Regions from separate parts of the Homo sapiens genome. Here region 2 is linked to region 1. A link is a loop called in an ENCODE intact Hi-C map of the cell type or tissue named here. Cell type or tissue: MCF 10A. All regions are shown on one strand. Each heading gives the region's core, and the rest is flanking DNA. Links, peaks and the distances in the headings are about the cores only. Region 1 overlaps LRBA (LPS responsive beige-like anchor protein). Region 2 overlaps LRBA (LPS responsive beige-like anchor protein).

Region 1 (15,345 bases), core at 3,758-11,757:
TAATTAATGAGTAAAAGCATTTTATCATACCAAGTGAAAAAAAGTATTACTTAAGCACAGAAAAATGTTCAATTTGAAGCCAAAAACAAACAAAAAAAAATGAAAACCTAGACAACAAATAAGACAATGAAATCACAAACGTTACTAGGTGCACTCTTTAAAACCCTGAGATCAAAGTAACCAACATAGTGCAGTTATACTAGAAGAGCCTATTACTGCTTATAAAACCCAGTTCAGCTGCTGGAGGAGAGGCATATAGTGACAAACAGCTTCCCTGCTACAAAGGTGGCAGGAAATCTATCAAACTGGACAATAAAACTGCAATTGAGTTTCTTTGGCTTTTTATAGCAGCAGCATGTATCCTGATGTAACTCTGCAAAAGCTATCCAATTCTGCAACATTAGTTCTTTACACATCAGTTCTTTATCAAGAACCATGTTATAAATTTGGGATATTGAGATTCAAAATGACTGCAAAAAGGAAAAAGCATCACTTTAACACTGTATGTATAAAAGTATTATAAAATCTTCAGAACTTATATTTTTAGAGAAAAGAAAATTTTGTTCCAATAATTCCAGTGGAATTTTTAATAGCTGCTAAAAATTGTTCACCTACTTACTGAATCACTACAGCTCTATTCTAAGCTTTATTAAATAATGACTTGAAGAGCCTTAGGGTATAAGTTTCTGTCTTATTTTAAAAATAGCTATAAAGATTTAAAATTCCAAAAAACTTAACAGCATTCAAATAAATTACTTTGTATAAGCCTCATGAAACAGAAAAGCCTTTTAAAAATGAAGAAAATCCACACGAAGGAATAAAAGACATGTATGAAACACTAAAATAAAAGGTGAACAAATGTAAGAACCAACTTACAACTTTAAACTTTTGTTTTCCCTCTCATAAGTAATGTTTTAGCATGTATTTTTAAAAGTATACTTTGACAGCAAAAAGTGGTAGGTCTAGTTTTACTCAGATAAAAAGACTCCATGATTAACTTAGCATTATCCCATCTTATAAATGAATACTAAAACTTAAGTCAGTGTGGTTCTTGGTCAAAAGTAGGCACTAGAGACCTCTCCTTAAAGCAACTATTTTCTTCAGAAAAATTTTAAGATCTGTTTAAAGCCATAAGTCACTGGACTAAAGAAACATATAGGCCGGGCGCGGTGGTTCACACCTGTAATCCCAGCATTTTGGGAGGCTGAGGCGCGTGGATCACGAGGTCAGGAGATCGAGACCATCCTGGCTAACATGGTGAAACCTCTTCTCTACTAAAAATACAAAAAATTAGCCAGGCATGGTGGCAGGCGCCTGTAGTCCCAGCTACTCAGGGAGGCTGAGGCAGAAGAATGGCGTGAACCCAGGAGGCAGAGCTTGCAGTGAGCCAAGATCGTGCCACAGGGCGACAGAGCGAGACTCCGTCTCAAAAAAAAAAAAGAAATATATAAACTAAACAAAACTATAGTCATGCATCACTTAATCATGAAGATATGTTCTGAGAAATGCATCATTAAGCAATTTCATCATGTGAACACCATAGAGTGTACTTAAGCAAACCTAGATTGTATCACCTACTATATACCTAGACTCTATGGTATAGCTTATTACTCCTAGGCTACAAACCTGTATAGCTTATTACTGTACAGAAGACTGCAGACAACTGTAACACAATATATGTATTTGTGTTATCTATTTTTTTTAATGTTTTAATTTTTGTTTTAACAAAAGACTGAGTCTCGCTCTGTGACCCAGGCTGGAGTCCAGTGGCACAATCATAGTTCACTGTTACGTTACTTCAAACTCCTGGGCTCAAGTGATCCTCCCACCTCAGCCTCCTGAGTAGCTAGAAATACAGGTGCATGCCACCATCCCAGCTAATGGTGTGTGTGTGTGTGTGTGTGTGTGTGTGTGTGTGTGTGTAGATTGAGACTCACTATGTTGCCCAGGCTGGTCTCAAATTCCTGGCCTCAAGCCATCTTTCAGACTTGGCCTCCCAAAGTGCTGGGATTAGAGGTGTGAGCCACCATTCCCAGCCCTTATATTGTGTGTACGTAAGGTTTAGAAATGTGTATCTAAACAAATATAAACATAGAAAAGGTATAGTAAAAATCCAATATAAAAGATTTAAAATGGTACCTACATAAGGCATTTACCATGAATGGAGCTTATAAAACTAGAAGTTGCCCTGGGTCAATCAGTGAGTAAGTGGTGAGTAAATGTGCAGGTCTAGTACACTACAGAAGACTTTATAAACACTGTAAATATAGGCTACACTAAATTTATTTTTAAAAACTACTTTTCTTTGTTCAATAAGAAATTAACCTCAGCTTACTGTAACATTTTAACTTTTTAAACATTTTAATTTTTAAAACTTTTTGACTCTTTTGAAATCAAATTTAGCTTAAAACACAAACACATTGTACAGTTGTAAAAAGATATTTTCTGACAGGCACAGTGGCTCACAACTGTAATCCCAGCTACTTGGGAGGCTGAGGCATGAGAATTGCTTGAACCTGGGAGGTGGAGGTTGCAGTGGGCCAAGATTACACCACTGCACTCCAGCCTGGGCAACAGAGCAAGACTCTGACTCCAAAAAAAAAAAAAAGTTAGAATGGTGATCATTAAAAAATAAGGAAACAACAGGTACTGGAGAGGATGTGGAGAAATAGGAACACTTTTACACTGTTGGTGGGACTGTAAACTAGTTCAACCATTGTGGAAGACAGTGTGGCAATTCCTCAAGGTTCTAGAACTAGAAATACCATTTGACCCAGCCATCCCATTACTGGGTATATACCCAAAGGATTATAAATCATGCTGTTATAAAGCACATGCACACGTATGTTTATTGCAGCACTATTCACAATAGCAAACACTTGCAGCCAACCCAAATGTCCAACAATGATAGACTGGATTAAGAAAATGTGGCACATGCACACCATGGAATACTATGCAGCCATAAAAAAGGATGAGTTCATGTCCTTTGTAGGGACATGGATGAAACTGGAAACCATCATTCTCAGCAAACTATCACAAGGACAGAAAACCAAACACTGCATGTTCTCACTCATAGGTGGGAATTGAACAATGAGAACACTTGGACACAGGAAAGGGAACATCACACACTGGGGCCTGTCATGGGGTGGGGGAGAGGGAAGGGTAGCATTAGGAGATATACCTAATGTAAATGACAAGTTAATGGGTGCAGCACACCAACATGGCACAGGTATACATATGTAACAAACCTGCACGTTGTGTACATGTACCCTAGAACTTAAAGTATAATTTAAAAAAAAAAAAAAAAGTCCAGGTGCAGTCACGCACGCCTGTAATCCTAACACTTTAGGAGGTGGAGGTGGGTGGATCCCCTGAGCTCCGGAATTCAAGACTAGCCTGGGCAACGTGGTGAAACCCTGTCTCTACTAAAAATACAAAAAAATTAGCTGAGTGTGGAGGTGCACACCTGTTGTCCCAGCTACTCGCCAGGCTGAGGCAGGAGAATCGCTTGAACCCAGGAGGTGGAGGTTTCAGTGAGCCAAGATTGCACCACTGCATTCCAGCCAGGGTGACAGAGCAAGACTCTGTCTCATTTAAAAAAGACACACACACACACACACACACATTCTAACCGGGTGTGTGGCTCATGCTTATAATCCCAGCACTTTCAGAGGCCCAGGCGGGGGGCCACTTGAGTCCAGGAGTTGAAGACCAGCCTGAGCAACACAGTAAGACCTCGTCTCTACAAAAAAACTAAAAAAGTAGCCAGGTGTGGTAGCACAAGTCTGTAGTCCCAGCTACTCAGGAGGTTGAGGTGAGAGGATCACTTGAGCCCAGGAGTTTGAAGTTGCAGTGAGCTATGAGCACACCACTACACTTCACCTGTCTCAAAAAATATTTTTTTTCCTTTCTCTATATCCTTATTCTAAAAGCTTTTTTCTCTTTTTAAAATTATATATTTTTCAAACTTTTTTGTTAGAAACTAAGACACAAGCCAGTCCCGGTGGCTCACCCCTGTAATCCCAGCACTTTGGGAGGCTGAGTCAGGCAGATCACCTGAGGTCAGGAGTTCGAGACCAGCCTGGCCAATATGGCGAAACACCGTCTCTACTAAAAATACAAAAATTAGCCAGTTGCAGTGGCAGGCAACTGTAATCCCAGATACTCGGGAGGCTGAGGCATAACAATCATTTGAGCCTGGGAGGCGGAGTTTACAGTGAGCCAAGATTGCGCCACTGCACTCTAGCCTGGGTGACAGGGAGACTCTTTTTCCTGAGCTTACACAGCTAATAATTACTATAAATCAGGATTCACACCCTGTCTCCAAAGTCCACATTCTTTCATTACTTACACAAACGGATTTGAAAACTGGATATAAATACTTAGTCATAAATGCTCACAAGCTCAAAACACCTGAGATATCACCTAATCCAACTCCTTTATTTTGTATATAGGGAACTCAAAAAGACTAATCTATTCATCCTAAATATCCTATTATTTTCTAAGATAGCAGTTCTCAAACTTTTTGGTCTCATGACACTTTATTTATTTATTTATTTATTTTATTTTTTGAGACAGAGTCTCGCTCTGTTGCAGGCTGGAGTGCAGTGGTACGATCTCGGCTCACTGCAACTCCACCTCCTGGGTTCAAGCGATTCTTCTGTCTCACCCTCACAAGTAGCTGGGACTACAGGCACTCACCACCACGCCCAGCTAATTTTTGTATTTTTAGTAGAGACAGGGTTTCACCATGTTGGCCAGGATGATCTCAATCTCTTGGCCTCATGATCCACCCACCTCAACCTCCCAAAGTGCTGGGATTACAGGCGTGAGCCACCGTGCCCGGGCAACACTTTACATTCTTAAAAAGTATTAAGGTCCCCAAAGACTCTTTATCTATGTGGATTATATCTACTACTGCTTATTATATTAGGAATTAAAACTGAGACCTTTTAGAACTATTAACCCACTTAAAAATAATAAACTCAATATATAATATAAATAACATTTTTTGAAAATGATTATTTTTCAAAACCAAACAATAACAAGAAGAGTGCCATTATTTCATATTTTTGTCAATCTCTTTAAAGTTTGGCTTCATAGAAGACAACTGCATTCTCATATTTGCTTTTGCATTCAATCTGTTGCATATATTGGTTTGGCTGAAGTATATAAAGAAAATCCACCCTCATACAGCTATGCAGTAGGAAAGGAGGACTGCACAGACCCCATGAAAAGCTCTCATGGGCCCACGTTCTTTTTTTTTTTTTTTTTTTTGAGACAGAGTCTCACTCTGTCACCCAGGCTGGAGTATAGTGGTATGATCTTGGCTCAATGCAACCTCTGCCTCCTGGGTTCAGGCAATTCTCCTGCCTCAGTCTCCCAAGTACCTGGGATTACAGGCATGCACCACCGTGCCCAGCTAATTTTTGTATTTTTAGCAGAGATGGGGTTTCACCATGTTGGCCAGGCTGGTCCTGAACTCCTGACCTCAAGTGATCCAGCCGCCTCAGCCTGTGATTACATGCATGTGCCATCGTGCCTGGCCTCCCTCCCAAGGTCTTTAGGTTATACTTTTAACAACGATTGCTTTAAAGTTTATACTCCTCCAGCCATCTTTCCTAAGGACTTGAAGAAACTAAGGTGAACTGACATAGATCTGTTAGAAACGTGAAAAATCTGCTTTATACTGGGCACTTCCCTAACCTATAATCTCCCCTAGAAATCTCTGAAATCTACTCCAGATGTATATGGGGCACAAAGTCAACCCTATTTTTCTTATAATCTTTTGTAAATGGCAACATAGTATGAGAAAAAAAATCAGTCTAGATTGCAGCAGCCTACTGCAATAGAAATGAGAATATCTGGGCATCAGCACAAACTAAAGTTACAGAAAGGATGGCAAACAGTTCCTGTAATGAGCCAAATAGTAAATATTTTAGATTTTAGGGGCCATGTCGTTGATGTAACATGTATGATTATCCTTATAGTGTGAAAGTAGCCATATACAATATATAAAGGAATGGTAGTGGATACATTCTAGCACAATTTTATTTAGATCTGACACTTAGGCCATGGCTAGCTGAATTCTGTTTTAAACAAAACTGATCAACCTCAACAATACAGTGACTAAAACAAAGCCATTTTATAAAATCAGATCTCTTTTCTTATTTACAAATGGATTTTACTCCTTGTAAACCCTTGTAGAAGCATACTTTCTCTCAATGAAGAAAGAGGAGGAACAATGAATAATTTGTAGGAACTTTCAATCAATAATTAAAAGCTATTCAAATACCTAGAAACATGTAATTAGGAAAGGGCAATATATTCTTTTTTTTTTTTTTTTTTAGATGGAGTCTCACTGTCTCACCAGGCTAGAGTACAATGGCTCTATCTCTGCTCACTGCAACCTCTGCCTCCCAGGTTCAAGCAATTCTCCTGCCTCGGCCCCCCAAGTAGCTGGGATTACAGGTGCACGCCACCACGCCTGGCTAATGTTTGTATTTTTAGTAGAGATGGCGTTTCACCATGTTGGCCAGGCTAGTCTCCAACTTTTGACCTCAGGTGATCCACCCGCCTTGGCCTCCCAAAGTGCTGGGATTACAGGCGTGAGCCACCACACCTGGCCAGAAATGGCAATATATTCTACAGAATGACAAAATATCTTAGAATAATAACTTTGATAGTCAGTAAAATGTAACACTTAAAGATATAGAGAAATTATCATTCTTGGTATTTATTCCTTCTAGTCAATTTTTTATTAAATAAATAGCTATATAATTATACAGTATTCCTTCTGAGTAATGAAAAAGTTCTTAAAATTCAAAAAACATACACCGTAAATGAAACTAATAGATTTTAATGCATTAATTACTTGAAATGTAAATTTTCCTCAGAAGGTACAAACATAAAACTCCAAAAATAGTTAGATAATCCACATATTGGCAGAAGATGTTCATAAACAACATAGCTAGCAAAGGATTAAGAATGAGACTACATAAAGAACTCCCACAAAACAACAAGAAAACACAGATCAAGATTATGGTGATGTAGCATTTTAAATTCATCAAAGTGACAAATTTTTAAACTCCAGCCATACCACGTGATTAGGTGATGTGAAGCAATGAGAACTTAAACACTGCTGGTGATATGTAAACTGATACACTACTTTAGAATACTGTATTGTATTGGAATACGATACTTTGGAAAAGAATTTGCATTATCTTGTAAAGTTCAACATTTTCACCTTATAAGTCAGCAATTCTACTTCTAGGAATATATGCAGAAAATTCTTGAACAAGCACAAAATGTATACGAAAATGCTAATTAATTGGTAAATAAATAGTCATGTCATGCAATACATTACAATTGAGAAAATGAACAAAACTATATGGGTCAATGTGGATGAATCTCAAACAGTAATAAGCACAAACAGTAATTAACAAAAAAATGCATTCAGTATGCCACATTTACCTTAAGTGCAAACATAAAAAATAAAACTCTTTATTGTTTAGAGTTATATACACGTAGTAAAGGTATAGAAAAGACAAAAGACAACACCAAATAAAAGCTAGTGGTGTTGGGGGTCAGGCGAAGAAGAGGAGACAAAGCAATTATAGAGGAGTAACCCAATTTCATAAACAGTGATCCTTTTTGTATGCTTAGAGTATTTCAAAAAAGAATTTAAGCTATATATAAATAACTAAACTTACTTTGGCTTAATTTAAAAAAAAAAAAAAAAAAAAACTACATTCTTCCAAACCCAGTTTTTAGCTACCTGTAAGATTAGCACAGGGCAGACATCACCCAGAGCTTTTCTGTTTACTCATCCACCTTACGTTGCTAAAACAACTGTTCATCTTTGAATATAGTGCGCCACCTTGTGTTCAAAAGCTTTTAACTCATATAAAATTCTGAGACCCATGTTTGTAAACAGGGCTTCCTCGAAAAAAAATATTAGGTTGGTGCAAAAATAATTGCAGTTTTTGCCGCAACTACTTTTTCAGCACCCTAGTATAAATTCCTTTATGCTGTGGCAATAGATTTACCATTATAAAGATAAGTACATGTAAAAACAACATTAGAAAAAATTATTTTGATTCTAAAGAAATTACAAATGCTTTATTTCTATTGATAATCTTTTTGAGCTTTCATTTTGCTGTACTTTCAGAAGATAACTTGCCTTTTTTCCTTGATTTTAAGTATCGAAATTTTTTAAATGACTAAAATTCAAAAATTATAGATATTTAAAATGCTACAATACGCTTTCATAAAGAAACTTACCTTTGAATGAGTGATTGATAAAGTGTCTACCCATACACGCCAGCCACCCCACTCATATTTGACTGCATGGTAAAGCAGGATTCTGAATATGGCGTATACCATTTCTGTTATCTTTTGCTCATCTGAATTCTTAGGATTAAAATAGCAGAGAGAAAGCATCCATTCTTGCCACACAGAGCATTGTAGCAAGCTCCTGAAAATTATGAGAGGGTACTAAATTACTGAAGAAAAAAAAATTATCTAAAATAAATCTAAAGGTTTAAAACAAAATAACCCTGCCCCTCCCTTTCCCCCCGAAAAAGAAACACATTTAGTTATACATTAAGAACAATTCGACAATGTGGTACTAAAAATTCTAACTTAACTATGTGGTACATTATTTACATACTCTTAATAAAAAAAATAGAAAAATCATTTCACAGTATTTTTAAAGCAATTTTTCTTAGATAAAATGGGCTTATACAAAAGTACATTTGAATACTGCAAATAAATGCTTTCTGATTCAGCTTACCTCCTGTTTTCTCTACTGTTATTAAAAAGTTTAATCATGTCAGAAAGAAAGGCTCTGCGAACCTCCATGCTCTCTGGGCACTGGGGAGAATTTCGAAGTAGGGTCGCAATTACTTTTAGTATCTCTGTAAGACAGTTTATAAATAAGTAAAAACCAAACTCAACAAAAAACTCATGATAGAAGGTCATCCATCTATTGCAATTTCTTTAGTTTCCCTAACACAAATGTCTACCAAAAACATCCTCTTCTGTTATTAAAAAAAATCACCTCTGGAAAGAAATGACAATACATTCATTAGAAAGCATTTATAAATATGAAAGGAAATTTCTTTCATGATTCAAATGTGCAAAAATAAAGCTGAACTTTAAAAGGTTAAAATAAAACAAGTTAAATTATAAATGAATTAAATGTCAGTGAAACTGCTTACTCTCTCTGAGATATACCAAATAGTAAAGTTGATCTTAAAAACAAGCAGGCCGGGCGAGGTGGCTCACGCCTGTAATTCCAACATTTTGGGAAGCTGAGGTGGGTGGATCACTTGAGGTCAGGAGTTCGAGAGCGGCCTGGCCAACATGGCAAAACCCCATCTCTACTAAAAATATAAAAATTAGCCAGGTGTGGTGGCGTGTGCCTGTAATCCCAGCTACTCAGGAGGGTGAGACAGGTGAATCGCTTGAACCCAGGAGGCAGAGGCTGCAGTGAGCCAAGATCGTGCCACTGCACCCCAGCCTAAGCGACACAGCAAGACTCTGTCTCAAAAAAAAATAATGAAATAAAATAAAAAATACTATAATCAAAATCTCAGAAAAATATAATAAATTCTTAGATTCCTCATCATAATTTATGGTATGCACACACAGTCTTTCATAGCTGGGATTATAGGCACCTGCCACCACGCCTAGCTAATTTTTGTATTTTTAGTAGAGACAGCGTTTCTCCGTCTTGGTCAGGGTGGTCTTGAACTCCTGACCTCGTGATCCACCTGCCTTGGCGTCCCAAAGTGCTGGGATTACAGGCATGAGCCACCACGGCCGGCCTACCATAGAGAATTTTTAAAGGTGTGAAGATTTTCTTTCATAATCTTAAAAGTAAAATTAGACACAAAAAACCCAAAGGAAATTAAAACCTATTCAACATCCCATCTCCCCAGAAAATGCAAACTAAACTACTATTGTAATGGTCTTAGCATAAAGCTATTTAAATCTCCAGAATTTAGCTTAAATTAGGCCAGGCACAGCGGCTCATGCCTGTAATCCCAGAACTTTGGGAGGCTGAGGCAGTTGGATAATTTGAGGTCAAGAGTTCAAGACCACCCTGGCCAACATGGCGAAATCCCATCTCCACAAAAAATACAAAAATTAGCCAGGCCTGGTAGCAGGCACCTGTAATCCCAGCTACCAGGGAGGCTGAGGCAGGAGAATCACTTGAACCAGGAGGCAGAGGTTACAGTGGCTGAGATCCTGGCACTCTACTCTAGTCTGGGCAACAGAGCACAAGACTCGGTCTCTAAATAAATAAATAATCTCCAGAACTTAGCTTCTTAGCTTAAATTAAAACAAAAAAAAAAATTCTTTTAAAAATATGCACTTAGACCAGGTGCAGTAGGCTCATGCCTGTAATACCAGCACTTTGGGAGGTTGAGGTGGGAAGATTGCTTGAGCCCAGGAGTTTTAGACCAGCCTGGGCAACATAGGCAAAATAATGACATCACGTTTCTCTGAAAGCTGAGGAAAATTAAACCTCAAAGCCACGTGCTTTGAAAATTAGCACTGGAGTACCAAACACACAAATACACCTAACCACATAAAATGTAATTAAATTTTAAAACTCTACAAACTAATAATTTTAATAACATGATCTTAAAAAGCAAGATGAAAAAGGTATACTTTATACAAGTGCTTAAGAATTCTAAATATCAAAAGAAAAGACTGTTTAACAAGACTATCTTCATAAACAATAAAGAAGACATATTGTTCTATTCCAAATTTGGTATTTTTATATTCACAGTAATTTAAGATAAAACTACCCCAATGGTTCTTGTAATTCTGCCTGACATCACTAAATAGCACAATCAAAATTTTGCTGAAAGTCTGAACATATATTACATCAAGACCTTAAGCAAACAATTCTTCAAAACCTTTATATAAGAATTTCCACATAACTTAAGGTTGATTCGAAGGAATACTCAATATAAAACCCAAACAAAACTAGTATAATATCATCACCCTTAATGAAACATTCATCTAACAATCTGTTTCAACAACATCAATTTTAGGTTGTTCACAGTGACTTTCTTTTTAAGTAGCAAAAGGTAGTTTTTGTTAAAGTATATAAAATACATACGAGGGTTTTGTATCTTCACTGAAGAATCAGGATCTGGATGCTGTTTATGTATCACCTGAGTACCAATCTGTTCTATAAGAATCTACAGAAGTAAAACAATGGATTACATTAGCAAATCACTGGATTAGCATCACTATTAATGAACTTTAAGTGCATCACTATTAATTAACTTTAAGTACAACACTAATCAAAATATAGTATATTTTTAGTCCAATATTGTCATGCTAAATAATATACTTCTAAAATAACTACAGCATTATTACTCTATGTTTTCTTAATTATAAAATGAGACATCAAATAGTTAATAAAATGGAGGGAACATTTAAACAGAAATAACGATACTGTTTAGAAATTCACAGATTAATTATAGATTTCTAAAAATGCAGCCACATCTCCTTATATCATTTCAAAGCTGTACATTACAAACTTAAATGGTCTGGTCAGCATGGTGGCTCATGCCTGTAATCCCAGCACTTTGGGAGGCTGAAGTGGGTAGATCGCCTGAGGTCAGGAGTTCGAGACCAGCCTAGCCAACACAGCAAAACCCGTCACTACTAAAAATACAAAAATTAGCCGGGTTAGGTGGTGTGCACCTGTAATCCCAGCTACTGGGGAGGCTGAGACAGGAGAATCACTTGAACCCGGGAGGTGGAGGTTGCAGTGAGCCAAGACTGTACCACTGCACTCCAGCCTGGGTGACAGAGTGAGACTCTGTCTCAAAAAATAAAATAAAAATAAATGATCTTATTTACCTACACAATGTTAAGAGGCATTTTTATAATAAGAAATTTAGAGGAGTAAATCCTAAGTACATTCCTACCTCAAACAGCACATTATATGTGGTCATTGTGATTAAATTTGTCTGAAGCATGAGCCTTTCAGCTAGCAATGAAAACAATCCATGTCCAAGCATGACTTCTGCTTTCCTCCTGCAATTACACAAAAAGAAATCATCAAATGTAGAGCTTTTCTGTGCTCTACTTAATATGCATGCTGGATGAAGGAAACACAAAATACTTTTTCACATTACAAACAATTCCCAACTCAATTACTCTCCCAACTATCTTCAATCTAGAACTTTTAAGGCCACAAAACCTTTAAGCAGAGAAATGCTAACTATATAAGCATAGCCGAAGTTAAAAATTAAAAAAAAAAAAGACAAGTGTGCCTATGCTACAGCACAGCAAAAACCTCCTCCAAAATCTTCAGAGCAGTTATTTATTTAACGAAGTTGCTACAATCTACCAGCACTAACTTAGTCTCCCCTGGGGATGATCATCTAAAGCACAATAAATACTTAAGTAGAAAAACAATGTGGAGAAAAAGTAGAAGAAATGTAATATAATTTTTTAAAATAAATACTATGAAAACATATATACCAAAATTAACCTTCCAAGCATAAATTCAGAAACTAAAGGATCACAAACTTTAATTTTACCCTTGGGGTCAGCAAAGCTTTTCTGCAAATGGCCAGGGGGTAAATATTTTAGAATTTGTGGACCAGGTGATTTCTGTCACAACTCAACACTGTCCTTGTATCATGAAAGCAGCCACAGATGATACACAAATAAATTATTGTGGCTGTTTTCCAATAAAACTTTATTTACAGGTGGCTAACTGGATTCCTAAAGACTTCAGTTTACCAACACTTGTTCTACCCCCAAAATTTTCTTTTTAAAATAAACTACTTCTGGTACAAAGAACAAGAGGTAGAACATGAATATCTGTATTCAGCTAAGAAAATAAGCGTGGAAGTTTCAGTTTTGAGTTACGCATACAGCAGAACACACTATGTGACAAACATCCAGGTTATGTATTACTTTATAATACAGATAAAGCAAAAATGGTGTGAGTCACCTGAAATCAAGTCTCCATAGCTTCTTGAATGCAAGCTGTCCAAACTAATTCTCATAATTCACATTAAATACATGAATAATTTAAATAATTTTATGTACAAAAAAATTAATCCTGTTCACTTAATTTTTAAAATATGTACTAGTGGGATTACATTTATACAGCAATTTATGAATAAAAATAAAAGAAAAACTAGAGGACTATAGAACAAAATTACTACTGCAAAGATTTATAAAATAAATAAGTAGAATACAACAGTCCATCTTAGATTTCGGCATACTTACTTTGGGGCCAGATGTTTTAAAAAATAACCCATTGCCTTAAGAGCTTGTACCCTGATTCCTTCACTTTTCGATGCCAGAAGTTTGTAGATAACACTGAATGAATAAAAATTTAAAACAAACTATTTTGAGTATAATTTTTAAATGGAAAGGTTTAAAATATATACTTTTCATATTATTATAAATCTATTTCAAATAATATGGAAGGAAATTTAATATAGATTTCTGTATATAAAAAATCTGCTTATCTCAGGCTAGAGTTCCTTTCAATGAAAACTAAGAAATGAGAAGAAATTGGAATATAAGAAATGAGGTGACTTTTCCATGCACATACTTATATGTAACGTGTGTATCAAGCTAGCTTTCAGATACTTTTTTCCTTCTGCTACAGGCTTGTAAATGTTCTGAAGGTTACCAACTTGTTATTTTAAGTCAGTAGAAAGAAAGCATTTCTAATGGTAGCACATATTTAAATTTCTAAATAATTGTCGCCATGAAAAACAAGACAGTAGGCTAATAATAAATGATTATCAGAAATAATTACAAAAGTAAAAAGATTTACAACCAAAGAACTGCTAAAAATAAATTTCTCATTCAATTCTCAAAAATTATATAGTAATCTAATTTAATTTTTAAAGATCTATGAGGCAGCTGGATGCAGTGGCTCACGTCTGTAATCCCAGCAGTTTGGGAGGCCAAGGCAGGCAGATCACCTGAAGTCAGGAGTTCGAGACCAGCCTAGCCAACATGGTGAGACCCCATCTCTACTAAAAATACAAAAATTAGCTGGGTGTGGTGGCATGTGCCTCTAATCCAGCTTCTCGGGAGGCTGAGGCAGGAGAATCGCTTGAACCTGGGAGGTGGAGGTTGCAGGGAGCCGAGATCATGCCACTGCACTCCAGCCTGAGCAACACAGTGAGACTCTGTCTCAAAAAAAAAAACAAACAAACAAAGATCTAGGAAGGCCTTCTGATTTTAGTATAAGTAAAGTATAATGCAACTGAAATTAAACTGATTCATTACAGCATTCCCTTCCTCATAAACATTTAGAACAAGAACAGTAATTAGAAACTCTTATAATTACTTATAAAAATTAAGGATATCAGTATCCTCCTAGATCAAAATTTTGGTGTTTAGTAAGTTAGAAAACATTCTGAACAAAAAGGAAATATCTTCAACCTCTAGTGATCAATAGAAAAGCAGGTATATAAAAAAGAAGTTTGATTCCTTTTAAAACATGAACTAAAGGCATCCAGGTCCATATCACATTGTAACTGCATAATTTTAATTCAAATCTTAGTACAAAAACTTAACAGTCAATCATTAGGAAAATACTAATATGTTGTATGTTTCTTTTCTTCAAGGATTTAAATTCAGCCAAATAAAAATTAAACCTTTTAAAAGAAATATTAATATAATACCAGTTTAAAATCACAATAGTTTTTTGAGTTTTTTTCCCCAAAGATGGCAGATTTGAGGGCTTTAGCATTTCTCAGCCACTTAGAAATAGCAAGATAGTATATAAAAATCAACTGTGAGCTTTAATTCAGGAAGAAAAGCAGGACTCCACCAGAATCATGAAAGGCACCCTAGTTCCCGAGAGCACTTTGTTTCTCCCAAGACCTGGAGCTAACTGGGAAAGAGGTATGGAGATACTGTGAGGGAAAGACACCAGGAAAAGTTGCAGGGACCAACAGCAGGATGCCATTTTGAATTCAAGCACACACAATTCAAACTGGAAATCTGGCAGTGTGGCTGTGCAGGCATGCCAGAGATTAGAGTCCCTGCTTTGGAGCCAGAATTGTGAAAACTGCCTCAGCAGTAGGTGTTATAATTGTACTCTACCCCGTCGCAGGCCTGGGGTGGGAGGAAAGCTGCTACAGCTGCAATATCTCCTGGACAACAAGACTTGGCAGGCAGAGGCAGCTTGGTGACCTGGAACCAGTCTGCATGTGTCATTGCTGGGTGCTCCAGCCTGCTACCCTGACACTGTGGTGCAGCAGGGCCCTCTCTGCTCCACTCTCAGGCAGAAATCCAGACATTCAAGCCACCCCACCCTTCGTAGACACAGAT
Region 2 (15,345 bases), core at 2,805-10,804, 140 kb before region 1:
CACATTCCTTTAGAACTGTCAAGAATATGTTCAATAATAGAATATATTATTACAATAGCAAAACACTGCCATGAAGTCGACAGAGGCTATGGGGACAGACTGTACTGGGTTATTGTTATGAAACCTGGGTTCTAATTCAGAATCATGGATTTAATTGTTCTGTGATCAAAGCTAAATCACATTCTCTCAATCTACCTTGCATACATACATCAAAGATGTGTTGTGGTACTGAAATGAGACAATGTGTACTAAATCACTTAATAGATGACGTTAGGCCACATAGCAAAGAGATCACCAGTTTATACTGGGTATCAGACTACCCTGGTTCAAGTCCAAGCTTCATCATATACTAGCTATATGACCTAAAACAAACCACTGAGCCTCGCTGTAGTTTTCTTATCTGTAAAATTGGGCTGAAGATAATAACATTTACCTCAGAGGACTGTTATGATAATTTATTTTATATTTGTTAAGAATTCAGAAAAACAAGTGGTACTATAGAAGTGTTTATTTTTAAAAATTTATAAGTACTCACAAAAATGTTCACTATTTTAATAAAAATATTTTGCTTGCTAATTGGAAAAAAATCTTTGAATTCTTCACCTAAAAAATATATAGATTGCTATATTTGCCAGACATAGTGGCTCATATATGTAATCCCACCACTTTGGGAGGCTTGAGCTCAGGAGCTTGAGACCAGCCTGGGCAATATGACAAAACCGATCTCTACAAAAAACAAAACAAAAATTAGCCAGGTGTGGTGGTGTGCACATGTAGTGCCAGCTACTCGGGAGGCTGAGGTGGGAAGATCACTTGAATCCAGGAAGCTCAGTTTGCAGTGAGCCAAAATCGCACCACTACATTCCAGCCTGGGTGACATAGTGAGACTCTGTCTCAAAATAACAATAATAGTAATAATAATAATAATAATAATAATAATCAGTGCTTTCATGGTCTTTATTTAATAAAAAAAAATACTCCATTTTTATTACTTCAAAAAAACCGAGAGACCACCTGGTTTGCAGTTCCACTGAAGCTAGCAACAAGTGAGTTCTACAGTATGTTAGATAAAATTCAAAGCAACATTGGCCCAAAGACCTTTTGAAAATTCTTACTGAAGTTGATTTTAACTCACATAGATTCCTAAAAGAAAAATCATTAAGTGATAATCATCAGTACATATGTTTTACAGATATATCACATTAGTTTAAAGAAACTAAAATTCTAAAAGACAACCTTCTTTACAAAAATGATTGCCAGGAAACTTGTATATTCACACATGCACAATGTTTACAAGGTATGATGTTTCTGCATGACATAATTTTTTTCATAAATATTCTGTTTATAACCATAAGATTAAGAAACAAAGTTAAGATGTACAGCTCATCAATGATGTCATGACATTCATGGAACCTCTCTGTAAACCAAAAGCATAAAATGTCAAGGATATCCCACTCCAATGATAAGCATGCAATGAACTAAATAGATGCACATTGCAGATCTACACTGTCATCAATCCTCTGATAATAAATGAAACAAGTCAGCTACTTTACACACAAATCGTACATTAAATAGATGACAACATCTTTTTTTGCAGAAGAAGGTAATTAGCAGTAGATAAAATTCAGTTATATTATTTAAGAATGTACAGCTTGAATTCAAGGCTGAATACAGATAACCTCTAAGATATAAGCTGTCTCAAAAAAAAAATGCCTCATCCTGCAGAGTATTGTTTAAGAGCAATACAGTTAGAACATGAGCATACTTCAACCAATTGAAGTTTGTTGAAAAAGGGTAAAGACTAGCAGACATAAGAAAAAATATACGTTTGCTCTCTTAAAATTGACTCTGATGTAGAAGAGATGAACAAATATATTTTCTCTGCTAAAATTTTAAGTAACAACAATATTTATTTGGAAATATTTCTTGTTTTATTTAGAAATTTTATTATAACACCTTAAAATACTACACAATATTGCAAATCTCATAGCACAATGATTAAAATGAAAAACTATATTAGACAAAACATAAAATTAAATAGCTTAGAATAAAGCTGCAATGTATTCGAGGATTAGATCCTATTCACACGGTCTTTAGAAATCTAATAAAATTTGAACCAAATTCATAGATTAGTAATTGGGAAACAGATTACCTGGATCTGGATCCAAGTTGTAACTCTAGGTTATTTCTACTTCATGCTATTTTCAAACTTATAAAATGAGGGATAATATCAGTACTATCTCAGAGGTTTGTTGTAAGAATTAGTTGCTACTTATATATACCTCTAATAGCTACTGAAATAGCATAAGGATTCATGAAATATTAGCTACTGTTGGCACCATCATTCCTCACCGAAACTGAAAATATATATACTTTTCAGATCAAATCAATTTAATCTCTTTCACAACAGAGTTTTAGAAACATTTCTTCAATTTTCAATTCCACATTTCCACCTTCCTCGTTCTCTCTCATTCATACACCAATTCCACGTTTACTCCATCATTCTCTCTCATTCACACACAAAAGAACACACACTACCCACCACCACAATCACTAAATTTCAAATTTAAAAAAAGTGCAATCTTAACCCATAGTTACAACAAAGAAAGCATCTCCATAATTAATTAGAAAGTACACTAAGAAATAGATTCCAGGTTAGGATGGTAGGCTGATATTGCAATTACATATTTTTTCCTTCCTCATTTCCTAAAAACAAATTAGCAAAAAATAAATAAATAACAAAAAATAATTTTTAAAAATAATGAAACAATGTAAGGAATGTACCATAAATCACCAAACATTAAAAAATTGGTTGCCAAGGGGAACAAAAACAAACTGGTTCTAGAACTGAGGGAGCAACAAAGCTTAGTTCTTAATCATGTCCCCATGCCCCCAAAGCAATATTGGTAAGTTGACAAAATTCTGATAATTTTCTTAACGCCTTCAAATACAGAGAGAAACAAACTGAGTAGGTAACGTTACCTCTTTCCTCTTCTACCTGGAGATGCCAGAAAAACTTACAGAACAAATACTGGTGAAGCAAGAAATTGAAAAATGCGGCTGATTCACTAAAACAGAAGTAAACTCGACTCTACTCTCTTAAATGACTGAGGGAAATGATTCAAAGCCTAAGCACATCTTCCCATGAGAACTGTCTATAGTCTAATGAGATAGAATGAACTTGGTAGAAAATATTTAACAAAATCTTAGAAAAAAATGAGGATTTCTAAGAAAGACTCCTCACCTATTTCAAATAAGCTCTTCCTCTTCATGATAGGCCATAGGATATTCTACAAAAATCAAACTGTAGCTCAGGAGAGGGAAATATTAGCTTTACACAGAGAATGGAGAGGGAAATAAGTCACTAAGATATCCTGTTGTCTAAGCCAACAGAATATCTGCACAGAGCATTCTAAGAATGAACACAATGGAACAAAAAAGTATGGTAGTTATACAAACATATAGCACCAATCAATCAACAAATAAGTTAATACATAAATTTAAAATAAAACGTTAATATAGAAAAGACAAAACATCTGATGAAAAAGTATCTCAAGGAGTAAAAGAAAATTATTCATGATTATTTTTTCTAATGAACAACATAACAAAAACATAATGCAAATAAGATAAAACTCAAAATAAAGTGACTAAGGAAAGAGGCTGAAGTCCTAAATAAACAAAATTAGGAACAAAACATAAGCTTTATAGACATAATAAATAAATTACAAATAAATATCCCGGACAAAATAAAACATTAAAAATGTACTTACTGGTGGAAAAATAAGGCTAAGGATCAAAGAAAGTCAAGCAACTAAGGAATAACTAATAGATGTGAAAGACAAACATATATCTAACATATTATTAAGTGTTACTAAGCAAGAAAAAACAAAATAAAGTGAAAGTGGTATTTCAAAGTATAATCTAAAAAATTTTCTAAGAACTGAAGGAAAAATCAGAATCTGCTGATTATAACAAGAAACTATGTCCCAGGATAATTTGATAAATAATGTTCAATACTGAACCATATTCCTCTTAAAGAATTTTTTGGACAAAGAAATCACAGGCAGAAGACACAAAAAGCAAATCAGAAATTAAGGGAAAATATCAGACTGTCCTCTGAAAGCAACATTCAAAGTCAGAAGATAACAAAGCAATGTCTGCAAAGTTCTAAGGGAATTTAAGTGTTACCCAACAATATTAAGTCAAGCAAGGCAGTCATGGCACAGAAAGAGGGAGATGTTAGAGATTACAATTTGACTGAGGAACAGAAGGCGATCAAGGCCAACTATCCTCCAGTTAATAGGAATTATGAGTATTTGGATCATACAGCAGATGTCCAGTTACACACATGGGGAGATACTCTGGAGGAAGCATTTGAGCAATGTGCAATGGCCATATTTGGTTACATGATAGATACCAGGACTGTGGAGCCTCTCCAAACAATAGAAGTAGAAACCCAAGAAGTTTCTACTTTTCTTTTTCACTTTTTAGATGAGTGGCTTTATAAGTCCAATGCTGATGAATTCTTCATACCCTGGGAAGTGAAAGTACTTTGTATTGATCAAAGACATTTCCAATTACAATCAATTGGGTGGAGAGAAGAATTTTCATTGTCCAATCACCCTCAGGGAACCGAAGTCAAAGTTATAACATATTCAGCAATGCAGGTCTATAATAAAGAAAACCCAGAAGTTTTTGTGATCATTGACATTTAAGACCAAAAAAGAAAAGACTCCTAAGAAGAACTGGGTTTTTTTTTTTTCCTCTTCCTTTTGGGAAGACAATGTGAATTAAATTCTATAGTATCTTATGAAATACAGAAATTGTAGAACAAAAACTTATAACTTTATTTATTTACTTATTTTTCCTGAGACAGAGTATTGCTCTGTCCCCCAGGCTGGAGTGCAGTGGCACGATCTTGGCTCACTGCAGCCTCTGCCTTCCAGATTCAAGCGATTCCCATTACTCAGCCTCCCGAGTAGCTGGGACTACAGGCATGTGCTACCTCACGCCTGGCTAATTTTCGTATTTTTGGTAGAGATGGGGTTTCATCTTGTTGGCCAGGCTGGTCGCGAACTCCTGACCTCAAGTGATCCGCCCACCTTGGCCTCCCAAAGTGCTGGAATTATAGGTGTGAGCCACCACGACCAGCCAGAAATTTACAACTTGAACTGTGACTTTCCAAAATGGAAAATTAGGGCATGTCCTTGGTCTGTGTTCCCCAAATAGTCAATCTTTAAAGAATTCTTCAATTCCTACGGGGCAGTTATGGTCCTTCATTTGTTGATCATCTGCTGTGGCAGCAAGTGCCTCATGCCCTTCCATTGCAATGCAAGCCTTCCACCCTCCCCTCAGAACAGAATGCTGATGTCAGCAGCAGCCTGGTGCTAAATCCAATTTGGAAAAAAAAATAATTTGAGAAAATATATTTCCACACCCAGAAAAAAATATATAAAGTTAAGCAGAATGCCATTCAAATATAAAGATAGCAGGCAAATATTCTTAAACATGGAAGAACTTTAAGTTTACAACACATATAAGCCCCTTGTGGAAAAAGAATAACCATGAAATGCAGCCAATTAAGAACTGAGTCAAAAGAAAGAATCTGGAAATTAAGTTCCAACTAATAAAGTTGGGGAAAATGAAGAGTGAGTATTGAATTCACTTAAATAAAGAACAAATACTCAAGTACTATAAGAAATGTGATTATAAACATGAATGTTATAAATTTAGACAATATGAAAATTAAAATATAACTAAAAATTAGGAGGTGAGGGGAGAGAAAATAAAAGGAACATACAAGTGACTAATATCCTCAGCCTCCATAAGAGAGTGTGAATTGACATATGTAACATAAAAATCAACATCAGAGGAGGGCAGAGCACGATGGCAGAATAGAGGCCTATCCCGTTTGTCCACCCTGCTGCAACACCAAATTTTAACAACTATCTGCACATAGCAAAGCACCATCACTAGAACCAAAAATCAGGTGAGCGATCACAGTACTTGTTTTTAACTTCATATCATGGAAAGAGGCATTGAGGGGGGCAGGAGAGACAGACTTGAATCACTGATGCCACCTCTGCCCCATCGCCCAGCAGTGGCCATGCACTGCAGACAGAAACTGCACTTTGGGGAAGGAGAGCTCAACGACTGGAGAACTTTACATTGGTCTCAGTGCTGCCCTGTCAGAGCAAAGAATAAAGCTATGCTGGGCTCCTTCCATAGAGGGAGCATGAGGACCAGCCCTAGCCAGAGGGGAATGACATATCCCAGGGGACAGAACATGAGTTTCTTGGCAAGCCTCGCCACGCAGGCTAAAGTACACTGGGTTCCTAGATAAACTTGAAAGGAAGTCTAGGACACAAGGACGGCAATTTCTAGGCTCCTCCTAGTGCTGGGTTGGGCTCAGGGCCAGTGAACTAGGGTGGCACATGACCTAGAGACACACCAGCTTGCGTGGCTAAGGAAGTGCTTGCATTAGCCGTGCCCTAACCCCAGGGAGTGAAGCTCATAGCAATGAAAGTTACTCCTTGCTTCTGCTTAATGAGAGGAGAGCAAAGAGTAAAGAGGACTTTGACTTGCATTTTGGATACCAGCTCAGCCACAGTAGGATAGGGCACCAGGCAGAGTCATGAGGCCCCGTTCCAGGCCTTAGCTCTCAGATGATATTTCATTTCTAGACACAACCTGGACCAAAAGTGAACCCAGTGCCTTGAAGGTAAGGATCCAGTCCTGGTAGGATTCATCACCTGCAGATTAAAGAACTCTTGGGCCCTGAATAACCAGCAGTGATAACGAAGGGAATATACCATGTGTCTTGGGCTTTGAGACTTACTAGCTTCAGGGGTGACCCAGCATATTCCCAGCTATGGTGCCTACAGTGAAATACTACTAATGTTTCAGAAAAGCAGAGGGAAAAATAAAGGGAACTTTGTCTTGCATCCTATGTACCAGCTCGGCTACATGGGGGTAGAGCAATAAGCTGGCTCTTGGGGTCCCAAAGTCCAGGCTTAGGCTCTTGGACAGCATTTCCAGATGTGCTTTGGGACAGAGGGGAGCTCACTGACCTAAAGAGCGAGTCTCAGGCCTGGCAGCATTCATCACAAGCTGACAGAAGAGCCCCTAGGCTCTCAGTAAACATCAGTGGTGGCCTGAAGGAATCCCCTGTGGACCGGTGGTGGGGGTGGCCACAGGGAAAGGCAGCTCTGCCTGTGGAAAGTGAAGAGTAGGAAAGACTTTGTATTGTGGTTTGAGTGCAGGCATAATGACAGTAGAATAGAATATCAGGAAAATTGCTAAGCTGTTTAACTCCAGTCCCTGGCTCCCAGACAGCACTTTGGACATTCCCGGAGCCTGTGGGAACTCACGGCCCTGAAGGGAAGAAACTGGGGCAAGACCTAGTGCTGTGCAGGTTTCAGGTCTAACCCAGTGCAGCCCTAGTGGTGGTGGCCACAGACTTACTTGCATCACCACACCCCCAGTTGCAGGTGGCTCAGCAAAGAGAGACAGACCCTGTTTGTATGGGAGAAAGGGAAAAGAACAAGAGCCTCTGGCTGGTAATCCAGATAATTCTTCCACATCTTATCTAAGACCACCAAAATGGTACCTCTACGAGTCAGCAAAAAACACAGCCTTATTGGGGTTGGGGTCCAAGTCCTTTCAAATACCTGGAAAGCCTTCCCAAGGACAACAGTCACAAACAAGCCCAGACTGTGAAGACTACAATAAATACCTAACTCTTCAATGCTCATACACTGAAGAACATTAGCAAGTATAAACATCATCCATGAAAACATGACCTCACCAATGAACTAAATAAGGCACCAGGAACCAATTCTGACGAAACAGAGACATATGACAACTAAGATAGTTAATTCAAAATAGCTGTTTTGAGGCAACTCAAAGAAATTCAAGATAACACAGAGAAGAAATTCAGAATTTTATCAGATAAATTTAACAAAAGGATTAAATTTTTTTTTTAAATCAAGCAGAATGAGTAGGGAGGTGGAGTTTACAGTGAGTTGATATCCCACCACTGCACTGCAGCCTGGGTGATAGAGCCAGACCCTGTCTCAAAAAATAAAATAAAATAAATTTAAATATATGTATATATATACATATATATATGTATATATATACACACACACACACACACATACATATAGCAGAAATTCTATAATTGAAAAATGCAATAACATGCTGAAGAATGCATCAGAGTCATCAGAGTCTCTTAATAGCAGAACTGATCAAGAAGGAAGTAGTGAGCTTGAAGACAGGCTATTTGAAAATACATAGAGGAGAGAAAAAGGAATAAGAAAAAATGAAGCATGCCTACAAAATCAGAAAACAGCTTCAAAGGGGCAAATCTAAGAGTTAATAGCTTTAAAGAAGAGGTAGATAAAAAGAGAGGGGTAGAAAGTCTATTCAAAAGAATAATCAGAGAACTTTCCCAACCTTGAGAAAGATATCAAATTCAAGTAAAAGAAGCTTATAGAACAGCAAGCAGAAAGAAGATTACCTCTGGGCATCTAATAATCTAAAGGTCAAGAATAAAGAAAGGATCCTAAATGCAGCAAGAGAAAAGAAATCACATACAATGGTGCTTCAATACATCTGGCAGCAGACTTTTCAGCGGAAACCTTACAGGCCACAAGAGTGGCAAGACATATTTAAAGTGCTGAAAGAAAAACACTTTTACTCTAGAATAGTATATCCAGTGAAAATATCCTTTAAGCATGAAGGAGATAAAAAGACTTTCCCAGTCAAACAAACGCTAAAGGATTTCATCAACACCAGGCGTGTCCTAAAAGAAATGCTAAAGGGAGCTCTACAATCTGAAAGACAAGGATGTTCATGAGCAAGAAGAAACCATCTGAAGGTACAAATCTCACTGGTAATAGTAAGCACACAGAAAAGCACAGGATAGTATTACATTGTAATTGGAGTGTATAAATAAACCAAGTAGAAAGACTAAATAATGAACCAATGAATAATAACTACAAAAACTTTTCCAGACATAGATAGTACAGTGAGATAAAAAGAAAAACAACAGAAAGTTTAAAACTAGAGAGACAAAGTTACAGCATAGAGTTTTTATTAGGTTCCTTTTTGTGTGTTTGTTTCTTTATGCAATCAGTGTGAAGTGAAGTTGCCATTAGTTTTACATAACAGGTTATAAGATTGTGTTGGCAAGCCTTGTAATAACCTCAAACTGAAACAAATAAAATGGGTACACAAAATATAAAAAGCAAGAAATTAAATCATACCACCAGAGAAAACCACCTTCACTACAAGGAAGACAAGGAAAGAAAAAAGGAAGAGAAGTCTGCAAAACAACCAGAAAGCAAATAACAAAATGGCAGTAGTAAGTCTCTACTTATCAATAATAACATTAAATGTAAATGGACTAAACTCTCCAATCAAAAGAAATAAAGTGGCTGAATGAATTAAAAAACAAGACCTAATGATCTGTTGCTTGTAAGAAACACACTTCACCTATAAAGTTACACATAGACTGAAGATAAAGAGACGAAAACAGATATTCCAAGTCAGTGAAACAAAACAGAGCAGGAGTAGTTACATTTAATCAGATAAAATAGATTTCAAGACAAAAATTGTAAAAAGAGACAAAGACGGTCATTATATAGTGATAAAGGGGTCAATCCAGCAAGAGGATATAACGATTGTAAATAAATATGCACTGTATTAGTCCGTTTTCACACTGCTATAAAGAACTACCCAAGACTGGGTAATTTATAAAGGAAAGAGGTTTAATTGACTCACAGATCCATGTGGTTGGGAGGCCTCAGGAAACTTACAATCATGGTCGAAGGGGAAACTGGCACCTTCTTCACAAGTTGGCAGGAAAGAGAAGAGTGAAGGAGGAATTTCCAAACACTTATAAAATCATCAGATCTCATGAGAACTCACTATTACGAGAACATCATGGAAGAAACTGCCCCCCAGTGATCCAATCACTTGCCTCCCTTGACACATGGGGATCATAGGTCCCTCCCTCAACACGTGGGGATTACAATTCAAGATGAGATTTGGATGGGGACACAGAGCCAAACCATATCATGCACCCAACACTGGAGCAACTAAATATATAAGGAAAATATTATGAGAACTAATGAGAGAGATAGACTCCAATACAATAATAGCTAGACACATCAAAATATCCCACTTTCAGCATTGGGCAGATCTCACGGACAAAAAAAAAAAAATCAAAAAAGAAACAGCAGACTTCATCTGTACTACAGAACAAGTGGATCTAAAGTTATTTACAGAACATTTCGTTGTTTTTTTTTTTTTTTTTTTTTTTGAGATGGAGTCTTGCTCTGTCACCCAGGCTGGAGTGCAGTGGCATGATTCTCAGCTCACCGCAACCTCCATCTTCCACGTTCAAGCAATTCTCCTACCTCAGCCTCCTGAGCAGCTGGGATTACAGGTGCATGCCACCACACTCAGCTAATTTTTGTATTTTTAGTAGAGACGGGGTTTCGCCATGTTGGCCAGGCTGGTCTCAAACTCCTGACCTCAGGTGATCCACCTGCCTCAGCCTCCCAAAGTGCTGGGATTACAGGTGTGACCCACCACGCCCAGCCAGATATTTACAGAACATTGCATCCAGTAGCTACAGAATACACATTCTTCTCCTCAGCACATGGGTCATTCTCAGGAACAGACCATACGTTAGGTCACAAAACAAGTCTTAAAACACTCAAAAAACCTGAAATATCAAGCATCTTCTCTGACCACAATGAAATATAACTACAAATCAATAATAACAGGAATATTAAAAACTATACAAATATATTGAAATTAAACAATATGTTCCTGAATCACCAGTGTAATGATGAAGAAATTAAGAATAAAATTGAAAAACTTCTTCAAACAAATGATAATAAAAACACAACATACTAAAGCATACAGGATACAGCAAAAGCACTATTAAGAAGAGAATTTATAGCTATAAATGCCCGTGTCAAAAAAAAAGAAAATCTTCAAATAAATAACCTAATAATGCATCTTAAAGAACTAGAAAAGTAACAGTAAACTGAACTCAAAATTAGTAGAAGAAAAGAAATACTTAAGTTCAGAGCAGAAATAAATGAATTTGAAATGAAGAAAACAATACAGAAGAGTGATTAAACAAAAAGTTGGCTTCTTGAAAAGATAAACAAAATTGGCAACCTTTTAGTGAGACTAAGAAAAAGAGAAGATCCAAACAAATGATATCAGATATGAAAAGGGAGACATTACAACTGATACGGTAGAAATTCAAAGGATCATTAGTGGCTACTATGAGCAACTATATGTCAATAAATTTGGAAAATCTAGAAGAAATGGATCAATTCCTAGATACATAAACCTACCAAGATTGAACCATTAAGAAATCTAAAACCTAACAGACCAATAACAAGTGACAAGAGTGAAGCCTTAATAAAAAGTATCCCAGTAAAGAAAAGCCTGGGGCCAGATGGCTTCACTGAATTCTACCAAACATTTTAAGAACTAATACCAATCCTACTCTAAGTATTCCAAAAAATAGAGGAGGGAAGAATTCCACACTAATTCTACAAGGCCAATATTACCCTGATACCAAAATCAAAGACATATTAAAAAAAGAAAACTATAGGCCAATCTCACTGGTGAATATTGATGCAAAAATCCTCAAGAAAATACTAGCAAGCTGAATTTAAAAATACATTAAAAAGGTCATTAATCATGACCAAGTGGGATTTATCCTAGGGGTGGAAGGATGGTTCAATGTATGCAAATCAATCAATCAATGTGATACATGATATCAACAGAATGAAGGATAAAAAAATGATCATTTCAATTGATGCTGAAAAAGCATCTGATAAAGTACAACATCCGTTCATGATAAAAACCCTCAAAAAAAAAAAACGTGATACAAATGGAATATGCCTTAACATAATAAGCCATATATGACAGACCCACAACCAGTATCATACTGAATGGAGAAAACTGAAAGCATTTCCTCTAAGATCTGGAACATGACAAGAACATGTACTTTCACCACTATTATTCAACATAGAACTGGAAGCCTTAGCTAGAGTAATCCAACAAGAGAAGGAGATAAAGAGCATTTAAATTGGAAAGGAGTAAGTCAAATTATCTTTATTTGCAGATGATGTGATCTTATTTTTAGAAAAACCTAGAATCCACCAAAAAACTATAAGAACTGATAAACAAATTCAGTAAAGTTGCAGTATACAAAAACCAACATACAAAAATGAGTAGTGGCCAGACATGATGGCTCATGTCTATAATCCCAGCACTTTGTGAAGATAAGGAGGTGGACTGCTTGAGCCCAGGAGTTCGAGACCAGCTGGGCAACATGGTAAAACCCTGCCTCTATAAAAAACACAAAAATTAGCCGGACATAGTGGCACATGCCTGTAGTGACAGCTACTCAGGATACTGAGGTGGGCAGACTGAGCCCAGAAGCTCAAGGCTGCAGTGAGCCATGACTGTCACTGCAACCCAGCCTGGGTGACAAAGTGAGATCCCATCTCAAGCAATCAATCAATATCAGTAGCATATCTATATGCCAACAGTGAACAATCTGAACATGAATTCAAAAAAGTAATCCCATTTACAATAGAAACATACAAAATTAAATACCTAGAAATAAATTTTACAAAAGTGGTGAAAGATCTCTATAATAAAAACTATAAATCACTGATAAAAGAAATTGAAGAGAATATAAAAAAATGGAAGGATATTCTATGTTTATGGATTGGAAAATCAATACTGTTAAAATATCCATATTAAACAAAGTAATCTACAGATTCAATGCAATCTCTATCAAAATACTAATGACATTCTTCAAAGAAATAAAACAAAACCCTAAAATTTATGTGGAATCACAAGAGACTCAAAATAGCCAAAGCTATCCTGAGCAAAAAGAATAAAACTGGAGGAATCAGATTATCTGACTTCAAATTATATTACTGAGTTATAGTAACCAAAACAGAATGGTATTAGAATAAAAACAGACACATAAACCAATGGAACAAAAAGAGGACCCAGAAACAAATCCACACAGCTACAGGAAATGAATTTTCAACAAAGGTGCCAAGAACAAACATTGGAGAAAAGACACTCTCTTCAATATATGGCACTGGGAAAGCTAGTTATCCATATGCAGAAGAATGAACCTTGATCCCTACACCTCACACCTTATGTAAAAATCAAATCAAAATAGATTAAAGACTTAAATCTAAGACTTCAAACTGTGAAACTACTACAAAAAAAACTGAGGAAACTCTCCAGGACATTGGTCTGAGCAAAAATTTCTTCAGTAATACCCCATAGTCACAAGCAACCAAAGCAAAAATGAATAAATGGGATGATATCAAGTTAAAAAGCTACTGCAGAGCAAAGGAAACAGTCAACAAAGTGAAGAGACAACCCATAGAATGGAAGAAAATATTTGCAAAGCTACCCATCTGACAAGAGATTAATAAGCAGAATATGTAAATAACTCAAACAACTGTATAGGAAAAAGTAATAATCCAATTTAAAAATGGGCAAAATATTTGAATAGACGTTTCTCAACAGAAGACATATAAATGGCAAACAGGCACATGAAAAGGTGTTCAGGCCGGGTGCAGTGGCTCATGTCTGTAATGCCAGAACTTTGGGAGGCCAAAGCAGGCAGATCAATTGAGGCCAGGAGTTTGGGACCAGCCTGGCCAACATGGTAAAATCCCATCTCTACTAAAAATACAAAAATTAGCTAGGCATGATGGCACAGGCCTTTAATCCCAGCTACTTGGGTGGCTGAGCCATGAGAATCCCCTGAACCAGGGAGGTGGAGGTTGCAGTGAGCCAAGATCGCATCACTGCACTCCAGCCTGCGTGACAGAGTGAGGCTCTGAAAAAAAAAAAAAAAAAGAAAGAAAAGAAAAGAGAAAAGAAAGAAAAAGTGTTCAAGGGCCAGGCACTGTGACTCACACCTGTAATCTCAGCACTTTGGGAGGCTGATGAAGGCAGATCACTTGAGGCCAGGAGTTCAAGACCAGCCTGACCAACACAGCGAAACCCCATCTCTACTACAAATAGAAAAATTAGCCGGGTGTGGTGGCACAGGCCTGTAATCCCAGCTACTTGGGTGGCTGAGTCATGAGAATCGCCTGAACCAGGGCAGTGGAGGTTGCAGTGAGCCAAGATCATGTCACTGTACTTCAGCCTGGGCAACATAGCAAGACTCTGTCTCAAAAAACAAAACAAAACAAAAGATGCTCAAAATCATTGATCATCACAGAAATGCAAATCAAAAGTACCATGAGATATCATCTCACTCGAGTTAAAATGGCTTGTATCCAAAAGTCAGGTAATAACAAACGCTGTCGAGGATGTGGAGAAAAAGGAACCCACATACACTATTGGTGGAGTGTAAATTAGTAAAAACCACCATGAGAACAGTCTGGAGGTCCCTCAGAAAACTAAAATAGAGCTACCGTATGATCCAGCAATCCCACTGCTAGGTATATATCCAAAAGAAAGGAAATCAGTATATTGAAGATATATCTGTACTCTCATGTTTGTTGCAGCACTGTTTACAATGGCTAAGATTTAGAAGCAACCTATATGTCCAGCAAAAGATGAATGGATAAAGAAAATGTGGTACTTACACACAATGGAGTACTAGTCAGCCATAAAAAGGAATGAGATTCTTTCCCATTTGCAACAACATGGATGAAAATGGAGATCATTATGTTAAGTGAAATAAGCTATGCGCAGAAAGACAAACATCGCATGTTCTCACTTATTTGTGGGATCTAAAAATCAAAACAATTGAACTTGTTCAGTTGAACTCTGAACAATTGAACTCTGAGTTCAAAACAGTTTTACTCAGAGAGACAGTAGAAGGATGGTTACCAGAGGCTAGGAAGGGTAGTGAGGGTGTCACGGGTAGGTGACGATGATCTATAGGTATAAAAAAAACAGAACAAATGAGTAAGATCTAATATTTGATAGCACAACAGGAGACAATAGTCAATAATAATTTAATTGTGCATTTTAAAGCAACTAAAATGGTGTATCTGGATTGTTTGTAACCCAAAGGATAAATACTTGAAGAGATGGATACCCAATATTCCATGATGTGATTATTATGCACTGCATTCCTGTACCAAAATATCTCATGTACTACATAAATATATATACCTACTATGTACCCACAAATATTACAACGAAAAGAAATAATAAAAAATCAATGACATAATTACACTGAAAATAATTAACTAAAATGGCTTGGTGGAATTCTATGTCAAAACTCATGTTTAAAAACTGAAGCCATCAACC

The links. A loop is a pair of places that touch in the nucleus more often than their neighbours do. Peaks named below come from ENCODE experiments on the same cell type or tissue, not always from the same donor. Only the 100,000 strongest peaks of a DNase experiment are listed, where the experiment ranks them.
Region 2: a loop joins it to region 1, with 11 times the contacts of the local background. A loop is called at or near these places in 21 of 110 quality-filtered maps.

The regions. Positions count from the first base shown.
Region 1 is chr4:150,859,388-150,874,732 of GRCh38, forward strand. It overlaps LRBA (LPS responsive beige-like anchor protein), which reads right to left. Exons shown (of 57, transcript NM_001364905.1): 18 at 13,276-13,368; 19 at 11,958-12,066; 20 at 11,138-11,219; 21 at 8,795-8,918; 22 at 8,284-8,476. Among named protein-coding and RNA genes, the nearest start is that of LRBA, 150 kb to the right of the region's middle. RefSeq lists an enhancer at 14,844-15,345. In MCF 10A, for the core only: a CTCF peak has its summit at 7,883 (motif pointing left); a DNase peak (open chromatin) is centred at 7,854.
Region 2 is chr4:150,716,764-150,732,108 of GRCh38, forward strand. The region is part of intron 36 of LRBA (LPS responsive beige-like anchor protein); the gene reads right to left. It also overlaps the pseudogene ZBTB8OSP1. Among named protein-coding and RNA genes, the nearest start is that of MAB21L2, 140 kb to the left of the region's middle. RefSeq lists a silencer at 6,194-6,488. In MCF 10A, for the core only: a CTCF peak has its summit at 6,245; a DNase peak (open chromatin) is centred at 6,358.